Regions from separate parts of the Mus musculus genome. Here region 2 is linked to region 1. Evidence: chromatin loops called from intact Hi-C (ENCODE). Cell type or tissue: heart. All regions are shown on one strand.

Region 1 (8,000 bases):
GTTGAACTTGTTGGTTTGACAAGGACTATGTGACCTTCCTTAGGTAGAAGATTGAGGGACAGACTCCCCAGACAAAGTCAGAGAAGTTGAAGTCCTGCTGGAGAAGGGGAGTCCTTCATTTTTCACCGAGCTCAGAGGAGCTCTCTGGATATGGTAGACATTAACCTTAAGTAGTAGCATGTCTCAACAGTGAATATAGAATTCCATATGAACACACAAACACACACAAGCACACATAGATGATATTTTATGATAATAATAATAATATACTAATATGAATCATCTGCTAATCATTTTATGCTAATAGGGCCTAGTGACTGCTAAACTTGAGGAGACATGCATATCAATATTTATATGCTCAAAAGTACTCTGTACGGACTTGCTTTTGAGATTTCAATCCGCTGAACAATTAAGGTGGTTCAATAATTCCTTATCTTCCTGACCCCTGTCCTCACTACGCCCTCTGGATTTCACTGTGTTTTATTTTGATGCTTATGCCCTGCCCCCTCCAAAATTTTAACTGCAGGTAAGATAGAAGACAGTTACTCGAATGATACTTCTCCTTTATAAAGACAAAAAGGAAGAATTGTGGGGCAAGGGGACCATGCCATCCGACAAAAGAACTGGTAAGGTTGAGTGAGCCCAAGCTCTGTGACTCTCAGAATTGAGAGTAGTAGGAATGAGGCCAACTCCCTGCCTGCCTCTACCTGCTCTGGAATGTGGACCACAACACCCCGCTGAGAGGATCATGGCATTCTCCTTCATGCTAATGAGGTATCTAGATAGATCCTGAGTATTTAGCCAATGAGCTTTGGGCATGGTATTTAATCCTTGGCTCACCCTGAGTGAGCTGTATGCTGCCTTCACAGCCACCATCAAATAAGGCAACTTAAACAGTCGAGGACCATCTCTTCATCAAGGATTGCCACAGGGAGGCCTTCATCGTAAAGAGCCACGCCTAAGTCTACCTGAAAAGGCTTTTTCTCTCCCAACCCCTCAGCACTTTTGGCATTCACTTGTAACCAAACCAACAAGGTTTCCACCCTTGTCCCTGGCTCTGCCCTCACCTCTCTTCCTCATGCATGATTGCCCTGAGGGGAAGAAGCACGGACTGGGGGCCCCTGATCCCAACTCCCAGCGGTACGCCAGGGGTTCCTGCGGACATAGAAGATTGATTCCACAAGAATCAGCGGTTCCCAGCAGTATGCCAGGGGTTCCTGCGGACATAGAAGACTGATTCCACAAGAACCATCCCAGAATCTACTGTTTCCCACTCCTAGAAAACACAGAGGACCCCCATTTTGAACTCTGTACTGCCTTCCCTGAGCAGTATGCTGGCAGCACTCTAGGTAAGCCAGCAGTGAGTCAGACACACAGTCCGGCACCCATAGTGCTATAGAAGGGTCCAATTTCCTTTCCTTGCCAATACTAGTTATTATTATCATTTAGCTTTCTGTTGTACCAACCTAACTGTCCAGATCTGGAGTAATTCAGTTTGCCAAGGGTTGCTAGCGTGAAGCATGAGTTGTTGAGCTATGCATGCTTGAGTCTGAGTCATGGTTGCTATTTTGAGACCATGCCACTGGAAATCCTCAAGTCAGAGTTAGAAAGGAGGTGGGAGCCTATAAACAAAGATTGAAAAGATAATATCAGCTTTGCACATGCACATATCATGGCTTCTGAATATATACAATATATCATCACTGCCACAGATGCCAAACCCTGGGATAGGTTGGAAAGGTCCTCTGGCACTTGACCTGGCATCATTGGAGCATAGCCAAAGCATAGAGTCATGCTCTTTCCAGACCCCTCCACAGTTTCTGCCTTCTGCCATCTGTCACTTGCTACAGACCATAAAGGATTCTCAGCTCAGCGTTTTCAAGGTCCAAAGTAGTTGGCAGCTGAGTTCTGCACCTAAAGAAAGTGTTACTGTGTAGAGGGTTGGCCTAATGTTGCTCGTATTCTAATGGTCATTTGGGGCTCCCAGGACACTAAATGACCCTCTCCCAAGTTAATTGTGATTGGTAAATAAGGATGCCAACAGCCAATAGCTGGGCAAAAGAGACATAAGAGATGTTGAGGTTTCTCAGGCTGGGGAGAGAGGACCAGGAAGAGGGAAAGAGTAGGAAGAAGCTGCCATGGAAGAAGAACCGACAGAAGGGAGGAGAGCCACCTGGGCTTAGGGCCAAGAGAGTTTGGCCCAGAGGGCTGCCCAGTTGGAGTTGAGAGCATCCCAGATGGAACATAGTAAATAGTAAGTAATAACTTGGGCTTATCAATAGGAAAGTAGTTTCTAATTGCAATGCTGTTTCTCTGCACATGAGGTTCATTTTACTATGTTATACACCATCCCTATCTTCTTACGTGATTGGGGACAGTCCTCAGCTATGGCACCAGATGCTATTTTTAAACACATGGGTTACAAAACTCAAACCCACATACATTTGGAACTCTCAGTTCAGTGATGCATAAAGAGAACCAGCCCCTTGACATTTATGTCTAGGCTACAGGGTTCTTAGTACTTGATTCTTAACCTTTCCTCACTCAGCCACTATGGACCTGATAGATGGTGAATGGTGTCCATCACAGTCACATGAGTCTAAATACTCTACATGTTAATACATTGAATATTAAGTATCACTCAGTTTTGCTTGTGTATGTTTGGGGAGTGTGTGGCCTGGAACTCAACATGAAGTCTATAATGGCTGCCCAGAGAGCCCGAAGGATCTAATCTGTCTCTGTTTCTTAGTGCTGGGATTACAAGCACCCATTACCATCCCTGGTTTATTTGTGTACTTTGTGGAAACCAAACTGAGATCTTTGAGTTTGCAAAACAAACACTTTACTGCTTTTGTTTACTGTGCTTCTGCGTTGTGTTCAGTGTACAGCAGAAAATCACAGTGAAGGCCAACACCGTGAGGTTTCTCACTATGTTTTCTTCTAGCTGTTTTATTCTTTTAGTTTAAAGGGTTACATCTGTAGTTCATTTAGAGTTGAACTTTATTAGGTTCAACTCCTAAGGATCAACTTCTTAGGAACATTAGGTTCAACTTCTTAGGAATATCTCCAACAAGGACCTGATCCCTGGCTTTTCAAGAAAGAGTTTCAGTGTAGACCTGCCTTCTATGATGCCATCCATGACAGACACACAGAAACTTCATAATTCAACCCTAAGTACACTTTGATTTTTTTGTAGTCCTGAATCGTATTGAGAGAGGCCTCCAATTTCGTTTTTATATGTATCAATCCAGTTCTCCCAGCATTATTGAAAAGATTTCCCTTTAATTATCCTGGTAATCCTGTATCAGTTGAGAACGGTATAGGTTTATTCTGGGCTCTCTATTCTGTTTCAAAAGTCCATATATTCAGCTTTGTATTAGTACATGTTGTCTTCATTTTTATAACTGTGTAATGTAATGTGAACTCTAGAACCACCTTCAAATTTCTTCTTTGGGTTCACATTGCTTTGACTTCATGCGAGTTTTAGTATTATTATTTGTAATAATTTGTACTTCAGGGAAGGAGCCACCTTGACTCTCTAGGGTTGCTTTCATTTGAATAATAGAAATTTGTTAACTTGAACAAATTGACAATTAGTAGATTAGGCGATTTTTAGAAGCCAATGCTATTTTTAGACAGTAAGAAAACATGGAAAGAAAACCTTTCTTCATGTTCTACTAAGTCTCGTTCCTTTATTCATATTTTAAAAAGTCTAACTCTGGTTTTCAATAATATTATTATAGTGGAATGAAACAAAGTGACATAATTTTCATAGATTCTGGCTATAAGCTCACCATTTATTTGGTTTACGAATTTTAAAGTGTTTTTTTGTCACGTGTTGGCTGCTCTGTTAATTCTTTCTGTGTTGCTGTAAAAGCCTGGCTGAGTTACCATGGGAAAAACTTGGTTTGACTAACATCTCTGGAAGGTTCTCAGCAATGGATTCAATGTTTCTGTTTTCTTTTGCTTTAGTTGGAGTTTTAATGAAGCAGTATAGCTATTAACATACTCAGGTGCCACATGCCTCAAATCCTATGACTATGGACTCAAGAAAAATTACTTTCCTCTCTGCCTCAGTTTCTTTCTTAAAGAGTATCTTTATCATAGTACCTACCCTGAAAATCTTCCATGAGGATTAAATTAATTAGTATAGGAAAAATTCTTATAGAACTGACCACCTTGTTAATGCTCCTAAGTACAACCTATTATCACCATGCCTGTTGTCATTTTTCTTTCACTACCTCATATATGCTCCCAAACAAACTTTATATAGTATCCAGCAGTCTATATGTCGAATGTATATGCATATACATAGTCACTATATAACAAAAGAACAATCTTGAATGTGCACTCACTACAGTAATATAATGGCTTAAGTGCTATACTGTACCTAAATATTACTGTTTTTTTTTCTTTCTCTTGTTCCTATACTAACAGTTTATAAATAAATACACAGTAACCCCAGTGGGAAACCTGGCATGTCCGGTTTACACAGTCACCAGCTGGCTGGAGGGCTGGTGGCTTTGTGTCAAGAGCTAGCTCTCCTCTGCCCACCATTCTTTGCCAGGAAATGCCTTTCTTGTTATTCGTCATTGCCTGGGGATTTTCTAGTGATGGTGTTAATACTCCAGGAGATGCAGGTCTGGATTAAGAGCTTTTCCATGTCTCTTTAGTCCACTTTGAAATCTACCAGTAAAGTGATAACTTTGTCCAAGAAAAATATATTTGAAGTATTTCAAAGACTTTCTAACGTAAGTATAGATTGAATCCTATAATGAAAAGTAGCAGCCAGTAAGAGGAGCTGGTAGGTAGGACTAAAATATTAGACAGTAATTGGATCTATGAAAGTATCCACAGAAGGCTTACTGTGTCCCTAATATTATAAATTTATGGTATGCCTATATCTCCAGCAATCTTTGGCATTTATAATAATGTTGAAGAGACAGACCCAGAAAGTAAAAACAGTGGAAGAAATCAAACTGTTCATGTCACAACCCTGTGTTGACACAAACAGGGCTAATTAAAAAAAAAAATTGCTGGCAATCACAGTCATGTGAACTTAGGTCAGATTTTTTGAATATGGTAAAGCAATTAGCAAGGATGTTTGAGAGCTCAGAACCTGGCTGACAAATGCGCCTCTTGAGAGCTGAGATCACAAGCTTTTCTCTGTCGACAAATCTGAAAACAATAAAATACAAAGGAGAACCTGCTACTGATAGAAAACTTTTCTCTAAAAAAAACTTGGAACAGCCTAGACATGAGCACATGCAGGTGTCCTGAGGAGCTGGCAACAGCACTGATTGTAGTACTCTTTTGCAAAGCATTTTATTAGGTGTTGCTAGGAATGAAAAGGGTTCCAGGAAGGTAGATGAATGAAGGATGGGAGATGGAAGTGGTCAGTGATGTGAACCCCAAACAGGGACTAGACCCCGGGGAGGGGATTGCCCTTTCCTAGGTCTCTGTCAGGATATAAACAGTAACTTCACCAGGGAAATAGCCTACCCTGCAAGCCTCACACCCAAGGGTCTTGTTTTGTCTTCAAGAGGTCACATCTCTGACAAGGACCTGATCCCTGGCTTTTCAAGTAAGAGTTTCAGCGTAGACCTGCCTTCTCTGATGCCTTCCATGACAGACACACGGAAACTTCATGTCCTAGTTGTTAATGGCTATTTTTATTTCATATTTTAAAACATAATTCGACCCTAAGGACACTTGATTATTTTGTAGTCCTGAATCGTATTTTTTTTTAAATACTGTATCTGTTTTTTGTTTAGATCATTTTTATGATGAATATTTACAACTGAATGTTGATCTGAGTGTGACGATGCTACATGTTTATAAGCCCAGTCCTCTGGAGGCTGAGGCAGAATTACAATCTCGAAGCCAGAGTAAACGCCACAGTGACTGGATGGCCGTATGCATTTTAGATCTGCCTGGACTCCAGGGCGAGCTGCTATCTAAAGCAGTGGCTCTGAACTTTCCTAAAGCTGGGCCTTTATATCCTTCCTCAGGTTGTGGTGATCCCCAACCACAAGGTCATTTCAGTTTTTGCTCCTTCTTAACCACAATTTCAGTACTGCTGTGAATCTTAATGTGATTATCTGTGTTCTCCAATGATTTTAGGAGGTCCCAAGTGAAAGAGCTTTTCAACCCCCAAAGAGATTGTGAACCAGAGGTTGAGAACAGCTGATCTAAAGAAGAGGGAAGTTGGGGAAAGGAGGGAAAAAAACAAGAAAAGAAAAAAAAATACAGAAACTGAAAACACTAGGCAATATAGAATTTTATTTTAATCTTTTTATTATTTATTGATTTTTATTAGATATTTTCTTTATTTACATTTCAAATGTTATCCCATTTCCTAGTTTCCCCTCTTAAAACTCCCTATCCCTTCCCCCCTCCCCTTGCTCACCAGCCCACCCACTCCTGCTTCCTGGCCCTGGTGTTCCCCTACACTGGGGCATAGAGCCTTCACAGGACTAAGGGCCTCTCCTCTCATTGATGACTGAATAGGCCATGCTCTGCTACATATGCAGCTGGAGCCATGAGTCCCACCATGTGTATTCTTTGGCTAGTGGTTTAGTCCCTGAGAACTGTGGGGGTAATGGTTAGTTCATATTGCTTTTCTTCCTATGGGGCCGCAAACCCCTTCATCTCCTTGGGTCCTTTCTCTAGCTCCTTCTTTGGGGACCCTGTGCTCAGTCCAATGGATGGCTATAAGCAGATTTCTTAACTGTCCTACAAACAACCAAAAGTACTGGTGGTAGCAGCTTTAGCAAACCAACTTGTTTGCTATGGCAAAGGATACCGAGGGCTGCACGGAGATATGGACTGGAGAAAATGTAAATTTCAACTCCCTTTCTAGAGAGGAAACGGAAGATTTAAATTCCAGTTTCTCTTCTTTTGGTCTATGTGTCCAAATCCTCATTTCTCAATGATGTAATGCAACACGACTGGAGCCATTTGAAGAGCCCTGTGTATGACAGACAGATCCTAGACTACTCCACTGTATCAGCTGAGTTCCTCTTTTTAGGGTAGAGGGCCTGTGAGTTGCTTCCTGTGCCAGCATCCCAAGAAAATGGGAAATTCGAAAGATTTCTTTTTTTTACAGAGGAAAAGGCGAGGTGAACACCACCAACGGTTGTGTTTGATGAGTGCATTAAATAGGCACTACACACTTAAGTCTCACCAGCACTGCATTAAGAAAATACTGTAGTTCAGAAGTACTTTCTTTTCCTGATTCAAATAGTCACAGTTTATAGTATTTTGTGTCTTCATGAAATATCCACTTAAATATCCACTTCATTGGACTATGTGTGTGTTTTGGTTTTAAAAATCCATAGACTAAGGATTTTCAGTGAAATGATAAAGTTGTATAAACATTTTCTAAATTTTAAGATGAAGTGTTCCACATTGAGAAGGACTTGATGTTAGAAAGGTTAGTAACACAGGGGTGACTGGTTCATAGACTTAAGTGCTGACACTCAGGGGTTCTCATTATATTCCTAGGTACTAGAGCAAGCTTGCCACCTAACTGATGCAGCTTAAACAACTAGGTGATATCTTTATTCACTTGCTAGAGTTGATGGAAATGATACTTGAGGAGGTGGAGTCAATGTGACCAAGGTCACATAGCTTGCTCTAGGCAGGCCAGGCATGCACTTCTGCATTTGGTTTTTTAAGTCCATGTGTTTCAGAACTCTACCTTATACAATCATGTTCACTTGCCTATTACAATCAGTTCTAACTCTAAGTGACTATGTGATGAATATCAAATGTTACATATAAATGCTTAAACAGTCTCATAGTCCATAGTTTATCAAGCCAAGTTCTTAAGACATTAGAATATGCTATGTACTTTATATTTCTGATATTGTTTGGGTACATGTTATTATCCCACTAAATATTAGTACAATTAAGCATAAAATCTTGATTCTATGTTTATATAGTTGCCAATTGTTTTTCTCTGCCCCACTCAGAGACTCTCCAACTCTTACACTCAG
Region 2 (8,000 bases), 53 kb after region 1:
AAATCCCTCCCCACCTTTTAAAGATTAGGAATAAGTGACTTTTCTTTTGAAGCTGTTCTGGTATAACAAGGAGCTGGCCATTTGCACACCAGGGAGCCAGCACTCACTCATGCCACATCTATCCACTCAAGAACAGTAAAAAATAAGTTTCTATTGTCTAAGCCAGCCAGAATATGGTCATTTGCCTTAGCAACCTGAGCTAAGATACACATTACCCGTCCACTAATTATTTGGAAACTGCCGTCTCTTCTTTCATATGTACAAATATTTGTGTGAAACCTCACGTTAGATCAAGGATGGTTTCAAATGCTGGCAAAGTGATATCGAATGCTACCGAAGCAGCCGTGGAAAGTCCTGTAAACATCTGGATAATGATTGATGTGTTTATGGTTTCTGTGACAAAATACGCATGGCAATGGCAGACAAGAGAGTGCATGCTATGAGTGGTGATGCTGGGCTGAAGAAATGGAGCCACTTAATAAGACAGGCAGGAGAGGGTGTCTCTTGAGAAAATCATTTGCAAGGGTTTTATACATATTAGGAGAGGGAAATAGTAATAGTAACCAGGGCTTTTCTTTTCTTTCCCTTTCCTTTCCTTTCCTTTCCTTTCCTTTCCTTTCCTTTCCTTTCCTTTCCTTTCCTTTCCTTTCCTTTCCTTTCTCTTCTTTTCTTTTCTTTTCTTTTCTTTATCAATTAGATCCCAATCCCAGACAAATTATTTTAAAATCTGTCTTGATAGAATACAAGCTGCTAGTTAAAGTAGTTCAGACCTTGCATCATGGGAGGCTTTATTGTGATCTGTTTTTATATTTAGTTTACTAATTCTACATGTGTTAGATATTTGTTTGTGATAAGTCACATGGGCCACTTTTGGAGATGAGACATTAATGAATGTAGTCAAAGCCATGGCCTGCAAAAATTAAACACAAAGCTCCCAGAAGTAGGTTACAAAGACGCAAATTTGTGCTTACTCTGTAAACCCAAGGAGGAGGAGCAGCTCTAGTTCGTCCTTGGCTAAGCACAGAGGCCGGGGCTCAGCGACAGACACTGAATGCTACTTTGTCCATTTCCCAGAGCTGATGTCAGTCTTCAGCTTGACCTCAACGTGTAAATCAGCAGTGCTCAGACTTCCGTATTTCACGGTCTAGATGATTAAAAGAGAGAAGAAAACCCCAAAACAAAAGACTATTCAACAGACAGGATCAATTTTATTTTGACAAGCACACAATTTAAATAGCAAATAAAAATAAACCAGGGATCCCTACCATCTCTGATTCCTTTTAAGATCACAAGAGGGGAATAGATTTCATGTTCCCAAAGGAAATAATGGAGATAACATTAGAGCAAAGAACCTTTTTTTTTTTTTTTTTGCATCTAATATTTGGCTTGGACATGGGTCATCTCCAGTAGTTCATTGCTGCTTGTGGGGACTTCAGTATGACCTAGTAAGAGGTAATGGGCCTTCTTAGGAAGAAGAACTGGTGGGAACTTACTGGATGATGGGACAGCTGTTTACCAAAATTATTAATACCCTTATGGAGACATGAGTTAGTTTCCATATAAGTGGATTGTTACAAAGGTGTTAACTTCCTCCATCTCTGGCTTCTTGTAACACATGACAAGCTTGAATTCATGCCATTTGGGATGCCCCTTCTTACAAACAGTCCACAATTAGCCAGTGGACCCTCATTCCCCCTTTCAGCATCATCTTCTTGTGCTTGCATCCCTTTGACCACGCACCCAAGGCTTGCAGTGACCCAGCATTTCTTTTTTTCGCTCTGTCTTCCTCACTTTTCTTCACCTTTTTGTTGTTGTTTTTTCAGTAGCCCAGTGCTATACAGAGAGGACAGCACCCTATTCACTAGCAGGTCCAAAATGTGGACATGTCAAAATTATCTCCAGAAGGCTGCATTGCAGAGTTCCCCCTCAGTCAGGAAAGATGAAATTATTCATGGCACAGATTTGAACATGGGTCTTATTTATGTTCTTTTATTGGGCTGTATTAAGATAGTCAATAGATTTTTTTAAAAAAAAATAAAACTTTTTTACTGTGTGACTCCTATTGAATTATTTACATAAAAATGATCATTTGCCAACTTATTAAAAAACAACTTCCAATATTTCTTGCTTGTTCTGCATTGGTACTGTCAAAGACATGCTCTTAATTTCTAAGATTCATGGCCTTCACTGTCAAAATACTGCCTGATTCTCGTGTGTCTTACCTGGAAGGAGAAATCATAAGATCAGAAGGAATATCTATGGTTTGGGTGGATCTTGTGGAAATCGAAATTTAGTTCCAGGCTTCATTTTGCTTTCGATCAAAGCAATGGAACTGCTGTTTCATTGTGTTCCGACTTGCCTCTTTTCTCTTAAGATGCTTCGAGAACTTCAAACACAATATGGGTAAGGGTCTAACAGTATTTGATGAGACAGTGGATTGACTAGACTAGCTCCTGCAGATAGACCTAGCTGACATGTCCTTCCTTTTCTTTTTTTTCATTCCCATCATTTTTGCCATCATACTGTTGACATGTTTGAGTATGTTATTATATGTAGTATTACAAGTATTATTATTATTATAAGAAGGAAGACCAGGAAAAGCACTCTTTTCTGATATCATTCCAGATAAACAATCTTTAAATGGTAATTCTCTTCTGTTATAATTTGTTAGGAATCTTGTATGTATGTATCCTTGTATCAAGATGATTCTGAGTCTCTGCTAAAAAACAAACCCTTCATGAAGAAGCTATCTTCAATGAACAAAGGTGTGGTCATTCAGATCTGAAGTAGGGTACCTAGACCTCAACACTACTGACACTTGAGGACAGACTGGTCTTTGCCATGAATAGTTTGGTAGCATCACTGGACTCTGCCCATTAAATGCGAGCAGCCGCCTGTGCTACTAAGTATTTTTCTCAACTTGACACAAGCTAGAGCCATCTGGAAAGAGGGACCCTCAACTAAGAAACTGCTTCATCAGATTGCATATAGGCAAGTCTTTGGGGAGTATTTTCTTGACCAATGAGTGGATATAGGAATTCCCAACTTACTCTAGGCAGCGCCACCGTTGGGCACGTGGTCCTAGGGAGTGTAAGAAAGGTAGAAGAACATGAGTCAGACACATCAGATTCTAGTGAGCAGCTTCCCTCTGTGTTTTCTGCTTCTGCTTGAATTCCTGCTGTGACGTCCAGTGATGTGAACTGTGGTCAGGACCTGTAAGACAAATAAATGTCTCCCTCCCCAAGTTGCTTTTGGTCATGGTGTTTGTCACACCCACATAAAAGTAAACCAGGACAGTGCTCTTTAGAATTAAAAAAATGCAGAATCCCCCAGGGTTTGATAAATAGCTCCTGTATAAAGTAATAATATATTTCTTTTCGGAAGATTATATTTTTGTTAAGTACATGTATCTTTGAATCAAAAACTTGTAGCTTTGACCTAGAGCTCATTTCTGAGGGACGTTTCTTGACTTTCTCTTCCTTCCTTCCTTCCTTCCTTCCTTCCTTCCTTCCTTCCTTCCTTCCTTCTTTCCCCTTGATGCTAGAAATTGTCCCCAAAGCTTTGCACATGCTAAATTCATGCTGTGCCACTGACACCCATCTACTCACCACTAACACCTAGTGTGGCATTTCTAGGCCTTTATATTTCATCATTTATCTTTAGTATACTCTGCACTGTCACAGAACTAATTTTCCTGCCACACATGGAGCTGTGTATTCCAGAGAATTAGTTTGGCAAGGAGCCAACACAGTTAATTCACTCACTGTTAGGCTCACCCAATTCACTTAGCTCTGGTAATCTACAGTAATAGTCAAGATGAGCGAAAGTATGGCATAACACACTTCAGCATATTTGGCTATGCTCATAGTAGATTGAGGAAATTGATTTTAAAATGCTTTTAACTACTGAATTAGACACATGGAACATTTTTTTTTTTGCCCACATGTTGTCTCTATATATCTAGGTATATTTGCTATATATATCTAGGTATATTTGCTCTAGAAGAGCACCTTGTGTGATATGAAGCTGAGCTGTTGGGTTTACAGTGTCTGTGCACAGATAAGGAATTGATGGAAGAGAATATTAACTGAAGGTGATTTGATTACATTTCCAATGTAAGGTTTCAGAGTAAAGAAACTGTTTTAGACTCTGGCAGAAATTAGTTGTGATAACCAGGGATTAAGAATCAACCATGAAGCCTTCTAGTAGTATTTAGACAATAAGTAGATGTAAACTCTTGGGTAAATAGTCATGATCCTTAGGTCTTGTGTGTAGCAAATAGCAAGATTGACCTGTCAGGAAATCTCCCAGTTCTGGATTCATCAGAAAACCTCTAAAAGTAGGAAGGAGGAAAAAGAATACATGATTTACTTAGAGAAAGAACGAAGAAATGAGAACATATATAATAAACTTTATAAAAAGTGAGTCAGGGGGACAATGCAATGATGGCCACCAGATTGTCAGGTCTCAGAGCAACACTACCGAGTAGCTTCAGAATCTGCGTGTATTTGAAGAAGAGACAGTGGTGATCCCCAGAGCCACATAGAATAATTAACTTTATTTTATCCTTAGCTGGTATGTGGGAAAGAAGTTTCCCATCATTAAGAGATACCCAGTCAGACTCTCCTTCCAGGAGGGACAAGCCCAGTTAGGGACTACAGTCTCTATTGCCAGTCCTTTCAGGTCTGCCTCAGCTGCTGAGAGCCTGAAGGAATGTGGAATAGAAGGAACAGTGGCAGCCTGCATCTGCAGCTTGGCAAAAGGGGATAGGAAGGCCAAACTCATTAGTCCAACATGAGCCCTGTGAAGGAAGAGGCTTTGATGGGTCCGAATTACAGTTTACGGGGTTTTATTCCTCTGCCTGCCAGAGGCGGAAACTTTATCTTCCTGTCCATGGAATTTGTAATAACATTGTGCACCTCAAAGTACATTCTAACATCTGCTTCCAGAAGCCCAGCTCGTGACAGCTGTACCACATGCAGAAGCGATAGTGTGGAAGTTAACAGCATTTGGCAGCTCTCTCCCATCCTTCCTCCTGTGCGTCCTCAGTCCAGATATAGGAACTTTTATGCTGCCTTTATTTACTTGGAGACTGGTCTTAGAAACCTTTGCAATACTGCTGTGCTGTTAGCAGAGTTGGGTGGTCATCCGTAGAACCTCAAAGCCCATTTACATACTTGGCCATTAGGATAGTGGTGAAGTGGTTTGCACGATACGAGTTCCCACAAACACAGCGTAACACAATCCAACTCAACACTGTGGCTGCTCACAGGATTTATCATCACATCCTTTCACTAAATGTTAGGAGCTATTTTACATTGACTTTGACAAGTTTTTTGATTATATTTTGCAATGGAAGTATATAATCTTTTTCCATACAAACAGAGGCAGCCTGTGTTTATCAACACACATCTGGGAAATGGGGTAACTGGATAGACAGATACTCTTGAGGTTGCTGAAGTGGAAAGGAAAAGAAACAAAAGGAAACATGGAGGAAGCAAAGCATTTCCATCAGTCTGGTCAGCAAGGAGGAAACGAGTGCAGGGGAGCATCCTCTAAGACGAACCACATGGCTCTGCAAAGCAGTCCTGAGCTCTGATGGAAAATATCTGAGAAGCGTGTTTGAGTACTAGATTAAAGAAAATGTCATTGTTCTAGGGAAAACTGATTTCATTGTCTCAGTAGTCCTACACTTCAACACATTTTTGGAAATAAAAGATGTATCTTGAAGATTCTAACTTTACAACTGGAAGCAATTCAGTGCCTCATGCCAAGAGCACGCTGCTTGCTGAAGTTCAGAGGAGAGTGAGCACTGTTGATTGATGTTGACATCGTTCTCTGCACAATAAAGAGCACTGAGGAAGGGAGCATATCGCTCGCACATGTATGCGAAAGGACCAGGGAGGGAAGGCAAAGACCTCTGTTATCCCTCCCACTTCCCAAAATACTGAACCTGTCTGTGCAAGGTTTTAAGGAATCCCTTACTACAGTTTGTGTGTGGACATCAAGGCTAAGTATTGATATTGGAGGAGTTTTTTTGTTTTTTTTCAGATGCCCAAGACTTACAGGGCAGATTTTATTCAAACCACCATGTACAGCTAGTACAGAACAGAGATGGTATTCAAACCCACACAACATGTTAGTCGGTGCATACTTTCTCAAAGTTAACTAATAGAGGCCTAGCATACAGTATTTGCCTAGCATCAGAAATGTGCATATAGACTTGCTTGTCTGTTCTATTCACTGCCTTTAAAAACACATCAATATTCTGCGTATCTGCTAAGTTAAAGGGGAGAAAATTCATAAAAGTGTTATCATAAAAGACCTTATGGAGGTGTCAGGTTTTGAGCTGAACCTGGAACAATTATGTTCAATGTTTTTGAAAATTATTATTATTTTCAATTTTATGCACACATCTCAGAGATGTGCCAAATGGTAGAAAGGGCCAAATGGTAGAGTTATACAAAGCAAAGGAACCAAGGAGAGCAAACTCGCACAGGCTCCTACCCTATTCATAGGAAATACTTATGAAGCTCATGTATTGATGGTGTGCTTTTACTTCAATGTAAAGGATCATCTCGAAGTTTGATGATGAGGATGAAGAAATAGAGGAAGAATATTGTCTCTCTTTGGAAAGAGGTGGGTAAAAGGGGGGAAGAGAGAAGAGGACAGAGATGGAAACGGAGACAGAGAAGGAGAGACAGAGAATGAACTTGAGCCACTGGTCATTTGTTTTTTTCCCTGCTCTTCCTAGTGGTTCTACCTGTCCACCACAGGAATAAATCAGTGTCAAGCAAAGACTTAATAATGTTGTATTACTATTCCCTGCAAGTTAAAATTCAAGACATTGAAGTTTTTCTCCCTATAACTTGATAGAATTTCTGAGGTAGTTCTAATAATTAATCAAATGGTTTAGCTTACTAAACAACGCATGAAGTGCAGTCACAGAAATGCATTTGCCATAATTGTCAAGCTTATTTCCTTTCTTTTTTTTAAATTTATTACGTATTTTCCTCAATGACATTTCCAATGCTATCCCAAAAGTCCCCCATACCCTCCCCCCCCACTTCCCTACCCACCCATTCTCATTTTTTTGGTCCTGGCGTTCCCCTGTACTGGGGCATATAAAGTTTGTGTGTCCGATGGGCCTCTCTTTCCAGTGATGGCCGACTAGGCCATCTTTTGATACATATGTAGCTAGAGTCAAGAGCTCCAGGGTACTGGTTAGTTCATAATGTTGTTGCACCTACAGGGTTGCAGATCTCTTTGGCTCCTTGGATACTTTCTCTAGCTCCTCCATTGGGGGCCCTGTAATCCATCCAATAGCTGACTGTGAGCATCCACTTATGTGTTTGCTAGGCCCCTGCCTAGTCTCACAAGAGACAGCTATATCTGGGTCCTTTCAGCAAAATCTTGCTAGTGTATGCAGTGATGTAAGCGTTTGGAAGCTGATTATGGGGTGGATCCCTAGATAAGGCAGTCTCTAGATGGTCCATCCGTTTGTCTCAGCTCCAAACTTTGTCTCTGTAACTCCTTCCATGGGTGTTTTGTTCTCAATTCTAAGAAAGGGGCACAGTGTCCACACTTTGGTCTTCATTCTTCTAGAGTTTCATGCATTTGGCAAATTGTATCTTATATCTTGGGTATACTAAGTTTTGGGCTAGTATCCACTTATCAGTGAATACGAATTGTGTGAATTCCTTTGTGATTGGGTTACCTCGCTCAGGATGATGCCCTCCAGGTCCATTCATTTGCCTAGGAATTTCATAAATTCATTCTTTTTAATAGCTTATTTAAGAGAAAATTGTACACTATGGCCTCTTAAACTCCTGCATATATTTATACATCACAAATCAACTAAACAAGAATCAGATATTTTTGCCCGTGGCTACTTGTCACCAAGGTCATCTTCTGCTGAAGAAATATTTGGGTACCTGGTGGAACAGTATAAGTTACGTTTACCTCAGTGAGTGTAATTGGGTATATGATATATAGCCAAT

The links. Peaks named below come from ENCODE experiments on the same cell type or tissue, not always from the same donor. Only the 100,000 strongest peaks of a DNase experiment are listed, where the experiment ranks them.
Region 2: it touches region 1 in a loop (2.4-fold over the local background); 4 of 42 quality-filtered maps call a loop at or near these places.

Annotation. Positions count from the first base shown.
Region 1 is chr1:137,586,936-137,594,935 of GRCm38, forward strand. No RefSeq gene overlaps it. Among named protein-coding and RNA genes, the nearest start is that of Gm34306, 180 kb to the right of the region's middle. In heart, no CTCF peak of the experiment used is centred here; a DNase peak (open chromatin) is centred at 4,536.
Region 2 is chr1:137,639,971-137,647,970 of GRCm38, forward strand. No RefSeq gene overlaps it. Among named protein-coding and RNA genes, the nearest start is that of Gm34306, 120 kb to the right of the region's middle. In heart, no CTCF peak of the experiment used is centred here; a DNase peak (open chromatin) is centred at 4,951.